Linked DNA regions of Mus musculus: region 2 is linked to region 1. The links are chromatin loops, found by intact Hi-C in ENCODE. Cell type or tissue: left cerebral cortex. All regions are shown on one strand. Each heading gives the region's core, and the rest is flanking DNA. Links, peaks and the distances in the headings are about the cores only. Region 1 overlaps Gm53062 (a long non-coding RNA gene). Region 2 has its middle 13 kb from the start of Smap1.

Region 1 (9,641 bases), core at 822-8,821:
TTCTTTTTAATAGCTGAGTAGTACTCCATTGTGTAAATGTACCACATTTTTTGTATCCATTTCTCTGTTGAGGGACATCTGGGTTCTTTCCAGCTTCTGGCTATTATAAATAAGGCTACTATGAACATAGTGGAGCATGTGTCCTTCTTACTGGTTGGAACATCTTCTGGATATATGCCCAGGAGAGGTATTGCGAGATCCTCCGGTAGTACTGTGTCCAAATTTCTGAGGAACCGCCAGACTGATTTCCAGAGTGGTTGTACAAGCTTGCAATCCCACCAACAATGGAGGAGTGTTCTTCTTTCTCCACATCCTCGCCAGCATCTGCTGTCACCTGAATTTTTGATCTTAGCCATTCTGACTGGTGTGAGATGGAATCTCAAGGTTGTTTTGATTTGCATTTCTCTGATGATTAAGGATGCTGAGCATTTTTTCAGGTGCTTCTCAGCCATTCGGTATTCCTCAGGTGAGAATTCTTTGTTTAGCTCTGAGCTCCATTTTTTAATGGGGTTATTTGATTTTTCTGGAGTCCACCTTCTTGAGTTCTTTGTATATATTGGATATTAGTCCCCTATCTGATTTAGGATATGTAAATATCCTTTCCCAATCAGTTGGTGGCCTTTTTGTCTTATTGACGGTGTCTTTTGCCTTGCAGAAGCTTTGCAGTTTCATGAGGTCCCATTTGTCAATTCTCAATCTTACAGCACAAGCCATTGCTGTTCTATTCAGGAATTTTTCCCCTGTGCCCATATCTTCGAGGCTTTTCCCCACTTTCTCCTCTATAAGTTTCAGTGTCTGGTTTTATGTGGAGTTCCTTGATCCACTTAGATTTGACCTTAGTACAAGGAGATAGGAATGGATCATTTCACATTCTTCTACATGATAACCACCAGTTGTGCCAGCACCATTTGTTGAAAATGCTGTCTTTCTTCCACTGGATGGTTTTAGCTCCCTTGTCAAAGATCAAGTGACCATAGGTGTGTGGGTTCATTTCTGGGTCTTCAATTCTATTCCATTGGTCTACTTGTCTGTCACTATACCAGTACCATGCAGTTTTTATCACAATTGCTCTGTAGTAAAGCTTTAGGTCAGGCATGGTGATTCCACCAGAGGTTCTTTTATCCTTGAGAAGAGTTTTTGCTATCCTAGGTTTTTTGTTATTCCAGATGAATTTGCAGATTGCTCTTTCTAATTCATTGAAGAATTGAAATTTTGATGGGTATTGCATTGAATCTGTAGATTGCTTTTGGCAAGATAGCCATTTTTACAATGTTTATCCTGCCAATCCATGAGCATGGGAGATCTTTCCATCTTCTGAGATCTTCTTTAATTTCTTTCTTCAGAGACTTGAAGTTTTTATCATACAGATCTTTCACTTCCTTAGTTAGAGTCACGCCAAGATATTTTATATTATTTGTGACTCTTGAGAAGGCTGTTGTTTCCCTAATTTCTTTCTCAGCCTGTTTATCCTTTGTATAGAGAAAGGCCATTGACTTGTTTGAGTTAATTTTATATCCAGCTACTTCACCGAAGCTGTTTATCAGGCTTAGGAGTTCTCTGGTGGAATTTTTAGAGTCACTTATATATACTATCATATCATCTGCAAATAATGATATTTTGACTTCATCTTTTCCAATTTGTATCCCAAGGGAAGGAATTCTATACCTGTCATCCACCCAGAGACCTGGGAGTGGACAAGCGTTCTACGCTAGTGCTGTTTATGCCGAGACCACATCGGAGCCTTCCCCAGAGCCCGATCATAAGCTCGCTTTTCTCACTTAGTCTCTAAGTCCCATCTTTATGTCATATGTTGTCCATCTGTGGAACCTATCTTTAAGCTGTCAGATGGACTTTACAAAGCGTTTCCCTGTCGTCACGTCCGATTCTTATTTAGCTTCCTTTGTTCCTCAAAGAGGTTTCTGCATGCTTTATTGGGCACACAGGATTGAATTCATTATCACCAGAAAAAAAAAATCATCAAAATTTGCTGGGCTTAAATATGCCTAAAATAAGCGACTCGGGGTCAGACTCGGAAGTTTGAGTCAACACCGGCTCCTGAGTTTGATAGGCTGAGCTGCCTTCTCCCCTCCCACTGGTCAGTCATCACTCGCTGACCCTGGACATCACAGAGACCCTTACAACTAACCCCCGCCCCCAATCTGGATAGTTCACAGATGTTTCCCCCAATAAAACTCAGTTTTCATCCTGTCTTGCCATCTGTTTCTTAGAGAACCCAAATTAACATTCATAAATTACAAAGAACAGTTTATAGTAGAAAATGTAGCACAAAGCATATGGCTATTTGTAGCAAAATCACAATTTAAGTAATTTCAGGTTCCTTGCAGGACCTCAATACAGTCATAAGCCAATGCTTTAGGTTTAAGACATAAACCTGGGTATCTTTTCTTATTTACTACTTCCATTGAACTAAGTTATGCCCAGCTTTTTTATTTATTTTGAAATCTGCTGCTATGCTAACCAAGGACCAGAATATAATAGTACCTATTATTGAACTTGTAACAACAAATCTGAAAGCATGTTCTTTTACTAATGTCTTTAATAAACTCCAACTCAGGCTGGTGAGATGGCTCAGCGGTTAAGTATACTGACTGTTCTTCCAACGGTCCTGAGTTCAAATCCCAGCAACCACATGGTGGCTCACAACCATCTCATAATGAGATCTGATTCCCTCTTCTGGAGTGTCTGAAGACAGCTACAGTGTACTTACATGTAATAATAAATAAATCTTTAAAAATAAAAATAAAGATAAACTCATACTGGTTGGTCTTGAAATTATTTTGTGTGGAGAAGTGATTAATCTTGATTTCTCTGGGTTCAGACGCCTAAAAGATGACAGGAACTCCTCGGGGAGCTGCCAACGAAAAGCTGGAGATGTACTTCCCTCCGCCCCTGATGTCGCTGCCAACCTCTTTAAGGTTGTAAAGGATTCTAAGCCTCGGCTAAGGTCACAGCCCATCCAACACTTTGATTTCAGCCAGGTGAGGCCTGGAAGAGCAGCTTGGTTCCATTTTGCTTGTGGAAACATTAATTTATCTTGCTGTGTGATGTTAATTTCCCATGCAAAAATGAAAACTAATTCAAGTTGCTATCACTGCAGCCTTGACCTTGTCTCTAGATAAATATTCGGGTTAGCTTTTAAGTGCTGTGTTCTACCTAGCCTAGATCCACCACATTCTAACCTGAGTCTGTGTGTGTGTGTGTGTACTTGTGTGTATGTATATACAAAATTCCCTCTGAAAAAATGCCATTCTGAAAAGGCTCATGCCATTCTGAGTTAAAATAAATGGAGTCCTACTACCTATTACTTCAGAGTGAATTCCTTCCCTATGTAGCCTCCCATGCCTGTGAGCCAATGCCTACTTATTTACCATTGTGGTTTTGTACAAAGTGGTAAATCTACTGGGCTTAACTTCCTTCATCTCCTCACAGCCTGAGTCTCCATCACCAACTAGAAAGGTAAGTTTGTTTCCTTTCCCTACAGTGGTTCCCAGAAACTGTCACCCAGCCCTGATATCCTACACCTGAAGTTGGCATCTCAGAGCTGAGCCATTGGGCCTGTCAGTAATATCAGATAATCTTTTCACTCAAAAGGACATTTTGACAGCATCTATATTGACAGTTGTTTTGATTTAGAAATATCGGTACTTTAAAACTTTTATATTGCCCTACACATGTGTTGTCTTAATTCTTTTTTGCAAATTTACTAATGAAATTATTTTGTCTAGTAAGTGTTTTTCAAAATATGACTCAGAATCTTTTTAGAATTATTAGTCTATTTCTGGGAAGGGGTGTGTGAAAAGGCATGCATGCCATGTGGAGGTCAGAGGACAAATTGCAGAAATAGTTTTTTCCCACCCACCAGTCAGGTTGCCTGGCTTACCTGCAGTGTCTTTAACCACAGAGCCATCTCATTGATCCGGGCTCTCCTGAGATTTTTAACACCAATATGAAAAAGTAAGTACTACCTGGAGTCAGGTCACATGATGTGTACCTGTAGTCCCTGAGAACACAGGATTGCTAGAGCCTTTGAGTATGGGAATAGCCCGGATGATGTCATAAGGCTCTGTCTCAAATGAACCAACACATATACAGATATAGGCAATAGCCTAGGAAGAGGAGGGTGGACCAGGTCTCATGAGGGTGGACTAGGTCTGGCGAATGCCCTGTATGAGAGAAGTAAAAAGCTCTGGAGGAGACCTGGAGGGACTAATTGGACTAACTGGACTCTGCATTGTTCTAAGAACATAAATTGTCACAAAACATTCACCTACATTTTCGGTAAGTAAGCCAAGAATTTCACACAGTCTGAAACTGACCCCACTTATTTAAGATATTATTTTATGGATGTGGGTGTTTGTCTGTATGCATGTACACTATTCTTGTACCTGGTACCCACAGAGGTCAGAAGAGGGCATCAGATCTCCTGAAACTGGAGTTACAGCCAGTTGCAAGCTGGGTAAGTTGGGTGCTGAGAACTAAACCCAGGATCTCTGAAAGAATAACAAGCACTTTTAACTGCTGGGTGACTTTTCTGGCTTGTGGGAGCACACATGATGTTTGGAGAGAGTATAAATAGGACTCAGTAGACAGTGGCAGGGCACTTCCACAGCTAGCCGTGCAACATTTCCTCGGTCTTGCATCTTTGCTGATGTTCACTTTGTTGAGAGAGGCATGGCAGAGAACTTCTCCTGGCATCCCAGCTGGTCCTGGTCACTCTCTCTCCCGATGACTTGTGCAGATTTAGCAGCGGCCTGGCATCATCATCTGGATCTGCTGGATCATCATCTCCCCACCTCCCCTAACTGCTGATTCCTGTTTGGTGAGACTTTTGAACTGGACTATTGGAATCCTGACACTACTGAATTGGACTGCTGGTATCCTGACAAACAGAAATTGGAATCGCCCCAAGGAACCCCAAGGAAGATGTAAACAAGTCCACATCCCCTTGTCCTATTTACCATTTTTTCTCCCCTACCCTTGGACAGTGGGCTAGAAGGTCAAAGCAGTTGAGAACCCTTACTAAGGTAGTTCCTGGGTATTTCTGTGTCTCTGTCTTTAAGAGCTAGACTAATAGGTAGATTACCACCCTTACCTGACATATATGTGGGCTTCTTGGGATCTGAACTCCGGTCCTCATGATGGTATCACAAGTGCATTCTTAACCACTGAGCAATCTTCCCACCTCCCCACACCACCACCATTACAATTTTTGGATAGAAGCTATTTCCTTGTTGGTCTCCATAGGAGGTAAGGGAGGGCTAGAAAAAAAAAATAATAACCACTCTCTGTAGGTAAGTCCCTAAGGGACTATGGCCAGGGAAAACTCAGTATTTTTTCTTGTCAGTTATAAAAAAAACTTTTTAAAATGCTCCATTTCTGCTCAAATTCATTTGATATCACCACTATGATTTTCCTCAGTTTTAAAGCTAGAATCTGTCTACAATTTTTAAGTTCCATAAATAGCAACCTCCTACTTAGATCCCAAATGGAAACCTATGTATACTGCTCTGTCATCAAGCCATCTTGACACAGATGCACAGAGGAAAAAGTCCAAGAAATAAGGAAAAATAGACAAACTATATCTATAAAGGTTATATACATTTTGATGATATAACTAATTATCAATAAAATATTGTCAAACCACTTTTATTTTAATTTTTTTCAAAAAAAATTCCCCTTAAAACAAATAGATAAGGCTGTAGGATGTTAACTTTTGTAGCCACCTCAAATACAAAGCCATTAATCAGTCTTAGCAATTGTGCTGACTAGTTTTATCAAGCTTGAGTCATCAGAGAGGGGTAGACCTCAATTGAGACCTTCCTAATATCAGGCTGCAGATAAGCCTGTAGGGCATTTTCTTAATTAGTGATTAATGGGGAGTACCCAGCCCATTGTGGGCAGTGCCACCTCTGAGCTGTGGTCCTGAATTCTGTAAGAAAGCAGGCTGAGCAAGCCTTGGGGAACAAGCCAGTAAGCAGCACCCCTCCATGGTCTTTGCATCGGTTCTTGCCTCCAGGTCCTTCCCCGTTTGAGTTCCTGTCTTGGCGGGCCTCCCTCAGTGGACTGTGACTCAGGATATATATATCCAAAAAGGAAGCCTATCCCCCACAAGGTGCCTTCGCTCATTGTGTTTCTTCACAGCAATAATGGTAACCCTAAGACAGCAATATAAATCAAGTATCATGATGCCCAAAAGAAATATATATTAGTGTGCACATGCATGTGTGTGTGTGTGTGTGTGTGTGTGTGTGTGTGTGTGTTGTGTATTCCTCAGGCACTGAGCAATCTAGTATCTGGAAATACTCATAAGAAGTCCAGGGAAAATGACTGTGGTTCACTGACTTATTTACCTCAAGCTTTATCAACCATAACCTATTAACATGTGCTAATAGATGGACCTCAGAGCGTTACCATTTTAGAAACAGAACTTGCACAGACATGATTCATGAATCAGCGAGTACAAAACTTCAATGGTTCAGGGGTCCATGGATGGTGCACAAAAGAAAGCTCTTATAGTGTATTCACCAAAGAGTGACAAATCTCCAGATGGTGATTTCTGACTGGTTGAGCTAAAGCTTTGTTGTCTTAAGCTACCACCATTCACTCAGGGAAGAGTTTGGTATTCTTAGTTGCAACCCAACACCCTGGAGTTACCTGAATCCAGTGAATTCCCAGCTATGTATGGAATCATATGGAAGGGAGGAATGTGGGGGCCCAAGGGTGGCATCTAGGTTCTGTTGTTGAAGAATGAAGAGTAACACTCTCCTAGGACAGAACTAGAGTGGGGCAGGCTTGTTTCCTGAGTGATGAGGCACATGATGGGAAGATGCAGTAGGTTTATGGTATTTATTTCAGGGTCATAACTACCAGATCTTAATTATGGGCTTTAGATATTGAAAGCAGCATTCAACTGAGTCAACCACATACAGAGACACAAAGATCAGATGGATGAAGCCATGCTCTGCTCATTGGCTGTAAGGCCAGAGGTTACGTTTCTGCCTCACCAAGTCAGGGCTCTTAAACTTTGTATCAATGGCATCTCTTGAAACTGATGTTAAGATGCCAGTTATGTAGAAGAGAAAGTAGGTTTCTGATTTGAATTTGTTTTATGGGTGTACTGCATTATATCAGGAATAAAATAGTTTTCTATGCATACAGCCATTTCAGTGCATAACAGAATATGAACAAAGGTAAATAAGTATGTATCTTCTTTTCACTCATCCATCTGTTCATTAATTTAGTTTTAATTTTACGTGTATGGGTATTTTATTTGCAGGTATGTCTGTGTACCGTATGCCCTCAGACTCCAAAAATGAGCGCCAGATTCCCCAAGAATGAAATTACAAACAGCGGTGAGCTCCCATGTGTGTGCTGAGAATCAAACCTCTGTCCTCTGGAAAAGCAGCCAGTACGCTTAACTGCTGAGCAGCCATTGCTCCAGCCCCAAGAAGTGCATATCTTTTTAGCCTTAGAAGTGAATTATTAGCCCCTATTCCAAAGATTCTTGGCAAGCCAATTTGCTTTCTCATACAGCGATCTACCTGCTTCAGTAAGTGTGCTGGGATTTGTTCTAGCTTCTGAGTTAACAACATTAATGTAGCAACTACTCCTTTGTGGATTGAGACACCTTAGGGGTTACGTAGCAGATATCCTGCATAGCAGATATTTATATTAGGACTCATCACAGTATCAAAATTACAGTTATAAAGTAGCAACAAGATAATTTCATAGTTAGGGGTCACCACAACATGAGAAACTGTATTAAAGGGTCACAGCATTAGGAAGGCTGAGAACCACTGCTCTAGCGAAGGAAAAAAAAAGAGGAAGTAAGCACACTGAAGAGGCGTAGATGGCAAGTAATAATGAAACTGAGAGCTGGAATCCATGAAATAGTAAAAAAGAGAACAATACCAAGATTCAATGAAACAAAGAGTTGGTTCATTGAGAATATCAAAAAGAGAGGCAATCCCTTACCCAAACTACCTAAAGGAGAAAGATAGAATATCCAAATTTACAAAATCAGAAGCAAAAGTGGGTACATAACAACAAACACTGAGGAATTCCAAAGAATCATAAGGATGTACTTCAAAAACCTGTATCCCACCAAATTGGAAAACCTAAAAGAAATGGATAATGTTCCCAATAGGTGCCACGTAACAAAGTTAAATCAAGATCAGATAAGCAAAAATCCCTGGTGAAATAGAGGCAGTCATTAAAAGTCTCCCAACCAAAATAAATAAATAAATAATCCCAGTGCCAGATGGTTTTAACACGTGATTCAACCAGACTTTCAAAGAAGAGTTAGTGCCAATACTCCTCAGATCATTACACAAAAGAAAAATAGAAGGGACATTGCCCAATTCATTTTATGAGACCACAGTTACCCTGATGCCTAAACCTCATAAAGACTCAACCAAGAAAGTGAATTATAGATCAATTTCCCTTATGAGCACAGAAGCAAACATAGTTAATAAAATACTTACGAAACAAATCCAAGAACACACCAAAAAGATCATTCACTGTGATCAAGTAGGCTTCAGTCAGAAGATACAGGGATGGCTCAATATCCAAAAGTCAGTAAATGCAATTCACCATATAAACAAACTGAAAGATAAAAAAAAGCATATGATCATTTCATAGATGCAGAAAAATCCTTTGAAAAATCAAAACACCTTTATGGTAGAAGTCTTGAAGAGATTAAGGATACAAGGGGCATACCTAAATAGAATAATGACAACTAACAGCAAGCCTGTAGCAAACATCAAATTAAATGAAGAGAAACTCAAAGCAACTCCATTAAAATCAGAAACAAGAAGAGGCTCTCTCCTTATCCGTTCAACATAGTACTTGAAGTTCTAGCTAGAGCAATAAGATAACTAAAGGAGATCAAGGGGATACAAATTGGAAAGAAATCAAAGTATAGTTATTTACAGAAGATATGATAGTATATCCAAATGACCCTAAAAATTCCACCAAGGATCTCCTACAGCTCACAAACACTTTGAGTAAAGTGGTTGGATACAAGATTAACTATAAATCAATCAATCAATCAATTAATCAGTCATCATCCTCTGTATAATAGCCTCAAATAATATAAAATATCTTGGGGTAACTCTAAGCAAGCAAGGGAGAGTCTTGTATGATATTTTTTAAAGAAAGAAATTGAAGAAGATATGAGAAGATGAAATGATATTCCATGGACATTCTACCAAAAGCAATCTACAGGTTCATTGCAATTCCCGTGAAAACTCCAACACAGTTTTTTACATAGCTGGAAAGGACAATTCTCAACTTCATAGGAAAAAACAGAACACTCAGGAGAGCTAAATTGATCCTGAACAATAAAAGAATAATAAAAGAACTCATAAATAAAAGAACAATAAAAGATTTTTTACCAACTCCACATCCAATAGATACAATCATCTTTGTCTCCTTTAGTTGTCTCGTTGCTATAGCTAAAACTTCAAGTACTATATTGAATAGCTGTGGAGAGAATGTACAACCTTGTCTTGTTCCTAATATCCAAAATATTTAAAGAACTCAGAAAACTAGATACCAAAAAAAAAAAAAACCCAAATAATCCAATTAAGAAAAGGGGTACCAATCTAAACAGAATTCTC
Region 2 (9,641 bases), core at 1,054-9,053, 51 kb after region 1:
TCTTCTGCCTACCCTCAACACTAGGTAGGAGAGAAAGAAGGTTAGAGGGGAAAGGAGGTGTAGACCTCTTTAGACTACTTCCTGCTGATTCGGGGCATCATGTTCCTTGGGGCAAGTCCAATCTTCATCGTCAGGATATCCCCAACCAGCAATCCAGCAAAGCAGCAAAACGTCAATAGCAAAGCAGCAGCAGGAACCAGCAGCAGCCAGGGAGCAGCAGCTGCCACGGGCCCTCTCCATGCTCTCCCATTTATACCCTCTCCAGAGTTCCCAGAATTCCAAACATACACTGTCTGCAGCTGGCAAAAATCACACCCCTCTACATTTACACAATGGAGTACTACTCAGCTATTTAAAATAGTGAACTTATGAAATACTTAGGCAAATGGATAGAACTAGAAAATCTCATCCTGAGTGAGGTAACCCAATCACAAAAGAACACACATGGTGTATACACAGGGATAAGTGGATATTAGCCCAGAAGCTCGGAATACCCAAGATACAGTTCATAAACCACATGAAACTCAAGAAGAAGGAAGACCAAAGTGTGGATGCTTCGATCCTTCTTAGAAGGGGAACAAAATACCCATGGAAGGAGTTACAGAGACAAAGTGTGGAGCAGAAACTGAAGGAATGACTATCCAGAGACTGTCCCACCTGGGGATCCAACCCATAAACAACCACCAAACCCAGTCACTATCGAGGATGCCAACAAGAGCTAGCTGACAGGAGCCTGATATAGCTGTCTCCTGAGAGGCTCCACCAGTGCCTGAAAAATACAGAGGTAGATGCTCACAGCCATGCATTGGACTGAGCACAGGGCCCCCAATGAAGGAGCCAGAGTAAGTACCCAAGGAGCTGAAAGGATTTGCAGCCCCAAAGGAGGAACAACAATATGAACTAACCAGTACCCTGAGAGCTCCCAAGGACTAAACCACCAACAAAAGAGTACACATGATGGGATTCATGGCTCTAGCTGCATATGTAGCAGAGGATGGCCTAGTCGGTCATCAATGGGAGGAGAGCCCCTTGGTCCTGTGAAGAATCTATGCCCCAATGTAGGAGAATGCCAGAGCCAGGAAGAGCGGGTGTGGGTAGGTTGGTGAGCAGGGGGAGGGGGAGAGGATAGGGGGTTTTCAGAGGGGAAATCAGGAAAGGGGACAATATTTGAAATGTAAATAAAGTAAATATTTAATTTTAAAAAATCATATCCCTCCTAGAGCATGAGACATTCATAGTTTGTGGCTGTGGACAATCTAAAACAGCCCATATCCTACACCTGGGATTAAAACAAAAACATACTCATATAACATAACTGGGTTTTTAAGGAAACCATGATTCTTTCTCCAGGTGTGGCATTGTCTTACTGTGCCTAGATCATTTCTTTTGTCATAGTGTCCTCCAGTTTGATTCATACAACAATAAATGATAGCCCCACCCCCCATTTTTCAGGACTAGGTAGTATTCCACCATAGATATGTATCACATTTAGAAGAGAGGCTTCTAGCAAGGCTCAAAGAAAGAGAGTTAAGATGCATAAGGGAATACCCAGAAATGCAGAGTAAGCATCTAAGAACCAAGAGGAAAACTTAGTACAGAATCAAAAATAATGAATAAAGTCCAGGTTGGGTAGTGCAGCTTTAATCCCAGGAGGTAGAGACAAAGAGATCACTTGAGTTTGAGGATAGCCTGGTCTACCTAGTGAGTTGCAAGTCAGGCATAGGTGTATAATGAGCACTTGTCTAAAATCAAATTAAATCGAAACAAAAGAATGATGTATAAGAATGAGGGAAGCTATGCTCGGTTTCCCCGGGCGTCCATTTCGAATCATACTCCTCAATGCCTTTTACAATAGTCTTGCTACTGAAGTATTACTTATCACAACAGAATGCACATGTCCTGGGGGAACAGGTAAAGGAGATAAACAATGATGTAAACAATGGTGCAAATCACTACTCCAAATAAGATACAGGTAAGATTCTTGATGGGACCAGGCCTGAGGACACATGCCTGGACTCCCAACCAGGAGGATCATGTATTTTAGGCCACCTTGGGCAACATAGCAAGTTCAAGGCCAGCTTGAGCTACATAGGTAAAAACTTCTTCAATTGCTAGGGGCTAAGCATGTAGTTCAATGGTAGAGTGCTCATCTAGTTTGTACAGAGCCTTGGGTGTGATCTCTAGCAACACATATCCATGTGTGCACATGTGAACACACACACATGAATATACAAACACTCAGAAAGCCTTCCCAAATACAGATTGTCTAGTCATTCTCCATCCTGGTCACAGCAGCCAATTATAGGTTTGATTTCTACAGCCATATATTAGTTGTGATAATTGGAATCATACAGTATATTTTCTTTTGTTTGCTGCATGCAATGCTTATGTTATTTCCAGGCTTTGGCTAGTGTGATGGCTATTTCCGTTGTCAACCTGACTATATCTGGAATTAACTAAAACTAAATGGTTGGGCATTGTTGTAGATAGCCCTGAGGCTAATTATATTTGATGTTAATTCCGGCCTCTTGGGAGTGGCTTCGAACAAGGACGGAGTCAACACTCAGGCGATTTTCTGTAAACCTGCTTCCTACCTTAATTTGTAAAATAAAGGAGAGCTGAAGATTAGGCAGATAAAAGGGAAGGTGGAGCGTGGAGCAGAAGGTGGAGAGAAAAGAAGGAGAAAATGGTAGAGGGAGAGGAAGAAAAGCAGAACAGAAGCACATGGCCTGGAGAAACTGCAAGTTCTAAGGGGTCTCATAAGATGGGAAAGATGGTAGTGTAGCGGTAGACCTGCCCAATCTAGGCACTGAAAGACCCACAACGTGAGGACTCCTCCACGTTCTGACTCAGGAGAGGCGACACCCCAAATCACCCACAAGAAACAGTCTTGCTGCAAACTGCAAGAGGATTTTTTTTTTATTCAAGAGCGCTCTCGGGCCCACGGTCATACACCACTCAGGGGTAGAGGACCGTGGCGCCCCGAGTAGCTGAGTAAGGGGGTATTTAAAGGAAGAAACCACAACTCAAGGAAGTGGGGAGATCGATGTCAGAAATTACCAAAGATATCAGTTAAGAGTCCCAAGGAAGTGCAAAGTCACAAGAGTCGCAAGGAATACCTGGTAATTGTGCAGGTTATCTCTCAAGACAGTTTTTAAGAGCCCCTAACAATAGCACATTGCTTAGCGGGTTCCGGCAATGGTCAGGGTGACTTTTTTTGAATGAACAATCTTTGAACCCAGGAAGGGGGTGGGTGGAGGAATGTCGATATCTTTTTTATGATTAGCATTCCTTGGAGCAATGAGTCACAGAGGTTATATTCCCAAGCCTGGGCCTAAAGGCCTAGAATTTTGTTTTTAGGTTATACTTTCAGCACACAGCATGTATTCATATTAACTGAATGTGTTTTCATTTCCCAGGGCATATTTGGGTTGGAGATTTTCTGCAACAGGGTACACCTGTGAGGGACTTTTTTCTTAAATCATTTGAAGTGGGAAAACACACTTCTTACTTATTTTTATAGTATGTGCATTTGCATTTTGCTTACATGAATTCCAGTGAGAGGGTGTTGGATCTCTGGGAACTGGAGTTATGGACGTTGTGAGCTGACACATGGTTGTTGGGAATTTGGAAGAGCAGCCCAGGCTTTTTGTTTGTTTGTTTGTTTGTGTTTTCGAGACAGGGTTTCTCTGTGTAGCCCTGGCTGTCCTGGAACTCACTCTGTAGACCAGGCTAGCCTTAAACTCAGAAATCCACCTGCCTCTGCCTCCCGAGTGCTGGGATTAAAGGTGTGTGCCACCTCGCCTGGTGCAGCCCAGGCTTTTAACCACTGAGCAATCTCTCCAGCTTCAAAACCGACTTCACTATTAATCTAGTCACACATTCTGCTGCAAGCCTCTATAAAGGACACGAAAGAAGGTTGGAAGGTTGCTTTCTTTGCTTGTTCTTTTTTTTTTTTTTTTTGAATGCATTTAATTTTTTTTATTAGATATTTTCTTCATTTACATTTCAAATGCTATCCCCTTTCCTAGTTTCCTTTCTGAAAGACCCCTATACTCTTTGCTTGTTCTTACTCTCACGGTAAGTCCATTCCTTCACTGCCTTCTCTTTCCAGATTCTGGCATATACTGAAGGCCAGCTAAGACATTCAGCCCTGTCAACTGAACAACTACTAGATTATTGGGGCCTCCTAGTATGCAGCCAAGTTGGACCATAGCCTATAAGCTAATACATCCTATATCAGTCTATTAATAAATAAATAAAGATAGATAGATAGATAGATAGATAGATAGATAGATAGATAGATAGCTGGCTGGCTGGTTGTAGTTAGGATTCTCTAGAGGAACCCTAACTAATGTACCTGGGTTGTTTGGGGGTTCCCAAAGAGCCTCTTTGGCCAACAACTTGATTAGGTATAATCCATTCTTTGTACTGGAAGGTTCATTTGGTGATGAGAGATGTGTAGTCTGTCTCTCCCTAGCTTTTGGTGAGATAACTAGAGAATATGTTCTCATCTCCCCTTCCATTAGAGCATCTGATCACAGAGATGGTTTTCAAAGACACTTCTCATGGTAGCCTTCTTCCCTCTCATGAGAGGTGTAGCAGGAACCTGATTAGTCACCCGAGATGCCTACAACACTACAGGACGACTGTGGTGATGTTGCTGTAGTAAGTGAGGAGAGGCCCTTGATCCTGTGAAGGCTAGATGCCCAATGTGTAGGGGAATGCCAGGGTGGGGAAGCAGGAGTGGGTGGGTGGGAGGGGGAGCACTCTCGTAGAAGCAGGGGGGTGGGAGATGGGATAGTTGGGGTTCAGAGGGGAAACCAGGAAAGGGGATAACATTTGAAATGTGAACAAATCGAAAACCCAAAAAACCCAAAAAAAAAAAAAAAAAAAAAAGAAATGTGAACAAAGGGGGAAAAAAAAACAACCCAAAACACACACAAAAACAAAAACCCAAAACCAAACCAAAACCAAAACCAGGGTTTTTCCCCACAATAGCCACAAGGGGACTAGTGTGGAGGATGTTAATCCTATCCCCTTCCTGACCTGCCCCATCACGGGGCAGGCCCTAGACTTGCTAATTCATTGCGATGAAATCCTGCAGAGACAGGGCCAGCAGGAGAGCTGACTCCTTTCCCCCTGTCTAAACCCGTTCCCCACCCTTTGGCTTCCCACTGCCTCCCTGGGGTGCTCTTAGTTTTAAGCAAGTAAGGAGGAGGCAGACTGAGGAGCAGAAAGGATTGTCCCTTTAAGTCTCCCACATCTCTAGGCTCATCAAAGGCTGAGTGGGAGGAGGGCGTTGTGGGTAATCTGGCTGCTGGAGTGAGTAGGACAGAAAAGAGAGGGAGAAAGCAGCCACTCTGCAGGCTGGGAAAGATTCAGACCCCCCTTAACGTCTGGCACCTCTATAAAAGCTGCATATTCCCCAAAAGCAATTTTTGAAAACCCTCTAATCTTTGAAGCTTGGACTTAAATAGCCACTCCTTCCAGGAACCTAATGGAAATCCAAGCCTCGGGGCATGCTCACAAGGGCTCAACCTGGGGCATCTCCTCTTCCCAGGTATCCGAGGTTCTCCTATGTGGACACTTGATGCTTCTTGAGGCTGGCATGGAAAAGAGCCCTTGGTCCTCACATAATGAAGCTGCCTCCAGGGGCGGAGGCTGAAGTGGAGACTGAATCTGGGGTGGGCCAGAGCTGTGAGAAGATTTGGAGGTTGGAAAGTGGGTGGAGCTGAAGCGTGTGGCTAAGCTAACAGCTAGTATAGTAAAGCTCTTACGGTCTTATACAAATCTTCCGTGCACATTATTTTCATTCCTCTTGGAGTAGAATTGTTGAAATACAGATGCTTATTTGCAATTTGTTTTTCCACATGCTTACACAATTCCATGTTCCTGCTGGCAACGTGACTTTTAGTTGTTTACCAACTTAATATTAATATTGCCAATCTTTTAAAAGATTTAGTCATCAGAGCAGGTTGAAGGTGAAACCACGCTGCGGTTTTTACTTATATTTCCCCAATGATTAATAGTGGGCTTATTGGTGGCTCATATATCTCTTTTGTGTTGTCCCTGGATCTTACCATTTTATGGCTCATTTCTTACTGTCTTTTGAATTCCTTACACAATTCTCAACCAATGTTTTGTCTTTGTCATGTATTCCAGATATGGTCACTGCCTTAGTTACTCTTCTTTTGCTGCGGCAAAACATCAAGACCGCCGGGCGTGGTGGCGCACGCCTTTAATCCCAGCACTCGGGAGGCAGAGGCAGGTGGATCTCTGAGTTCGAGGCCAGCCTGGTCTACAAAGTGAGTTCCAGGACAGCCAGGGCTATACAGAGAAACCCTGTCTCGAAAAACCAAACCAAACCAAAACAAAGCATCAAGACCAAGGCAACTTATTAAAGAAAGCATTCAGTTAGTCTTACCCTTTCGGAGGGTAAAGTCCAAGATGGCTTGTTGGCAGGAACATGTGGCAACTGAGAGGACGCTTAGAACAATGGGAGACCTCTGAAATGTCAAGGTCTGTCCCTATGACATACCTCTTAATCCAACAGGCTCTCACCTCTTAATCCTTCCCAAACAGTTCACCAACTAGGACCCTAGTATTCAAACATACAAGCCGGGGGGTCGGGGGTTTGCCACTCAAACCTCCATGTTCTCTAAATCTAGTTTGCCTTTTTCCTTTTTTTTTTTTTTTCTTTTTTAAAAAGGCTTCACTTAGGGTAGGCTGACCTCAAACTCATTATGTACCAGACAATGGTCTTAAACAGTGCTCTGTCTGCCTCTAGCTACCAAGTGCTGGGATTAAAGGTCTGAGCCACCACACTTGGATTATATTTTTACTTAGTCTTCAGGAGGAGGAAACTTGAAATTTAAAGATATATATATATATATATTTTCTTCTATGGCCAGTACTTCTTCTGTCCTAAGAAATCTTTGCCTTTCCTAAGGCGAAAAGGGATGCATTTCAAACATTTTAAACCAGCAGTTTTAAACAAATCTATATCAGCTCCCTTCTTCCTTCCTGCTAGTATATGGTGACTTTTAGTTGATAGTTGTGAAGATGATAATTTTGGTAAGAAAGTAAAATGTGACACCAGGAGAAAATGCCATGTGTGTAGTAAAATGTCTTATCACAGCAATTCTTTAAAGGATTCTTTAAAAGACTAGAAAAAAGAGGCTTTCGTGGCTTCATCTGTTCAGGACTGTCTTAGTTAGGATTTTACTGCTGTGAACAGATACCATGACCAAGGCAACTCTTATAAGGACAACATTTAATTGGGGCTGGCTTACAGGTTCAGAGGTTCAGTCCATTATCATCAAGGTGTGAACATGGCAGCATCCAGGCAGGCATAGTGCAGGCAGAGCTGAGAGTTCTATCTTCATCTGAAGGCTGCTAACTGAATACTGGCTTCCAGGTAGCTAAGTTGAGGGTATTTAAGCCCATCCCCATTGTCACACACCCACTCTAACAAGGCCACACCTGCTCCCCCCCCCCCCACGCACAGAGGAGAGATACTTACAGTTACTCTTCTCTCTGTGCAATCTTGGCAGGAGTTTGGGGCCCCTTGCATAAGGCCCTAACCCTTACATTCATGATGATGTTGCCTTAATGATCTAATCTCCCACAGCCTCACCACTTGATGTGATCAAACTGGCGTGTAGCTTTCCATGTATTCATGTTGCAAGGCTGCAAACATTCAGATGGGTGCTCATTATCAGCAATGGGAGACCTCTTTACATTTGTCTAACAGTTAAAGAATCTAAGGGAAAGCCAACCAGCCCGTTTTCAGAAAGGACAGAGGCTGGGGTGTCTGTGGGGATCCAGGATCAGGACAGGAGAACTAGGCTGCTAGGCAGATGAGTAACCTCCAGCTGTTTCCTGATGATGGTCTTTTCCTGAGCCTCAGCTTTCAAAAGAAAAGTAGCTGAGTGACCACGTGTACTCTAAGGGTGGAGGCTGTCAGTCATTCCTGAAAGAGGAATAATGGTTCAAAGTAAAACAGAGGCATCACCTCTATAATAATCAGGGACAGATTCCAGGCAGACCCGCCCAACACATCCATTGTACATGTATCTTTTAGCTTAGATTTATATCTCCTCTCTACATAAAATTAAATAACTGAGTCTTTCCTCCTGCAGCTGAGCTTGTTGAAGGTAGAGTCCTGCTCAGATCATATCTGTGAGGGCAGAGTGTACTCAGTCTTTAGGATTTGCTGTTAGAGCCACTTTCAATTTCGAGGTTGACAGTACATTTATCAATACTTAGAATTTATTCATCTAAACTGAAATGCAGATTCTGTGAAATATATTATTAAAGGAGAGGAAAGACTGATATACCAAATAAAATATGGTGTTTTGATCAGGATTGGAAGGGAATTAGAAGTGATATAAAGAAGGAGAGGAAGATAGATCCGGTGGTCATCTGATGATCTGAGTTCAAACCCCAGAGCCCACAGGGTGGATGGAGAGGATCAACTCTCACGGGCTCTCCTCTGGTCTCTACACCCACAGCACAGAACACAAGTGAGTATAGACACACGCATTAATTAATAAATGTAAGAAACCTAAAAAGAAGAGCCACAAATTGGATTTATGAAACAGAACTGCGTATGTTAGATTATATTTTTTTAAACGTTGCTTTAAAAGGTATGTTTCAGCTAGGCATGGTGGTGCGTGCCTTTAATTCTAGTGCTTAAGAGGCAGATGCAGGAGGATTTCTATGAGTTTGAGGCCAGCATGGTCTATATAGGGAATTCCAGGTCAGCTAAGGCTATATACTAAGACCCTGTCTTGAATATGTATGATAAAGATAAATATATTTAGGACATATACATTATAATATATGTGAGATAAGTATATATAAGATAAAAATAAACATATTTGAGACAGAGTTTTATGAGATAAAATAAATATATTTGAGGCTATATGTATTTGAATACAGTAGAAAAGACCAATTATTAGATACTGATTTTTTGATTTATCTAGTGATTTCCTTAAAGCACTGTTCGCACTGTCTGTTTGCCAAGCATGATGTTACTTGCTGCCTGGAACAGAATGACCTGGAGGAATGGCTGAAACATTGGGTCATTGCCCTTAGCAACCTGCTGACTGCAAAGTCTGCTTCTGTAAGATTCTGCTTGCTTGCCAGCACTGCCCTATGGTTTTAGAGTATAAAATGAGAATATACACTGAACGTTCAAGAGCTGTCCTGGCTTAGTTCCACTGGTGACATCTCCTCTCTTCTACTCTCATTGTTGTCAGAGTGCTTATTCCAGAAAATCCTGTGTGTGTGTGTGTGTGTGTGTGTGTGTGTGTGTGTATTGAGTTATGTTTCTTAGTTTCACTTCTGGAAGCTAAATGTTTTTATATATAGGCACTAACATTCAATCTCACTTATTCATTTGTTCACTCATTCTCTCAGCAGATATTTGTTAAAGGCTTCCGTGTGTATTAGCAGTGTATTGAAAACCCTAGGTAAGCTGGTCTTTGTGTAAAATAGTCCATCAGTTATCATAGTAGAAAAGAATGAGATTATAACTGTTTAGTTTAGTAGCTCTTGTGGGTTATTAGCTTATTTGTTTGTTTAGGGTGTGTGTGTGTGTGTGTGTGTGTGTGTGAGAGAGAGAGAGAGAGAGA

Evidence for each region. Peaks named below come from ENCODE experiments on the same cell type or tissue, not always from the same donor. Only the 100,000 strongest peaks of a DNase experiment are listed, where the experiment ranks them.
Region 2: it touches region 1 in a loop (1.9-fold over the local background); 2 of 42 quality-filtered maps call a loop at or near these places.

Annotation. Positions count from the first base shown.
Region 1 is chr1:23,981,508-23,991,148 of GRCm38, reverse strand. Gm53062 (a long non-coding RNA gene) reads right to left here. Exons shown (of 5, transcript XR_865295.2): 3 at 8,505-8,625. Among named protein-coding and RNA genes, the nearest start is that of Gm53062, 8.8 kb to the right of the region's middle. In left cerebral cortex, for the core only: no CTCF peak of the experiment used is centred there; DNase peaks (open chromatin) are centred at 1,862 and 5,500.
Region 2 is chr1:23,930,932-23,940,572 of GRCm38, reverse strand. No RefSeq gene overlaps it. Among named protein-coding and RNA genes, the nearest start is that of Smap1, 13 kb to the right of the region's middle. In left cerebral cortex, for the core only: a CTCF peak has its summit at 5,052; DNase peaks (open chromatin) are centred at 5,336 and 5,644; H3K27ac peaks cover 323 bases.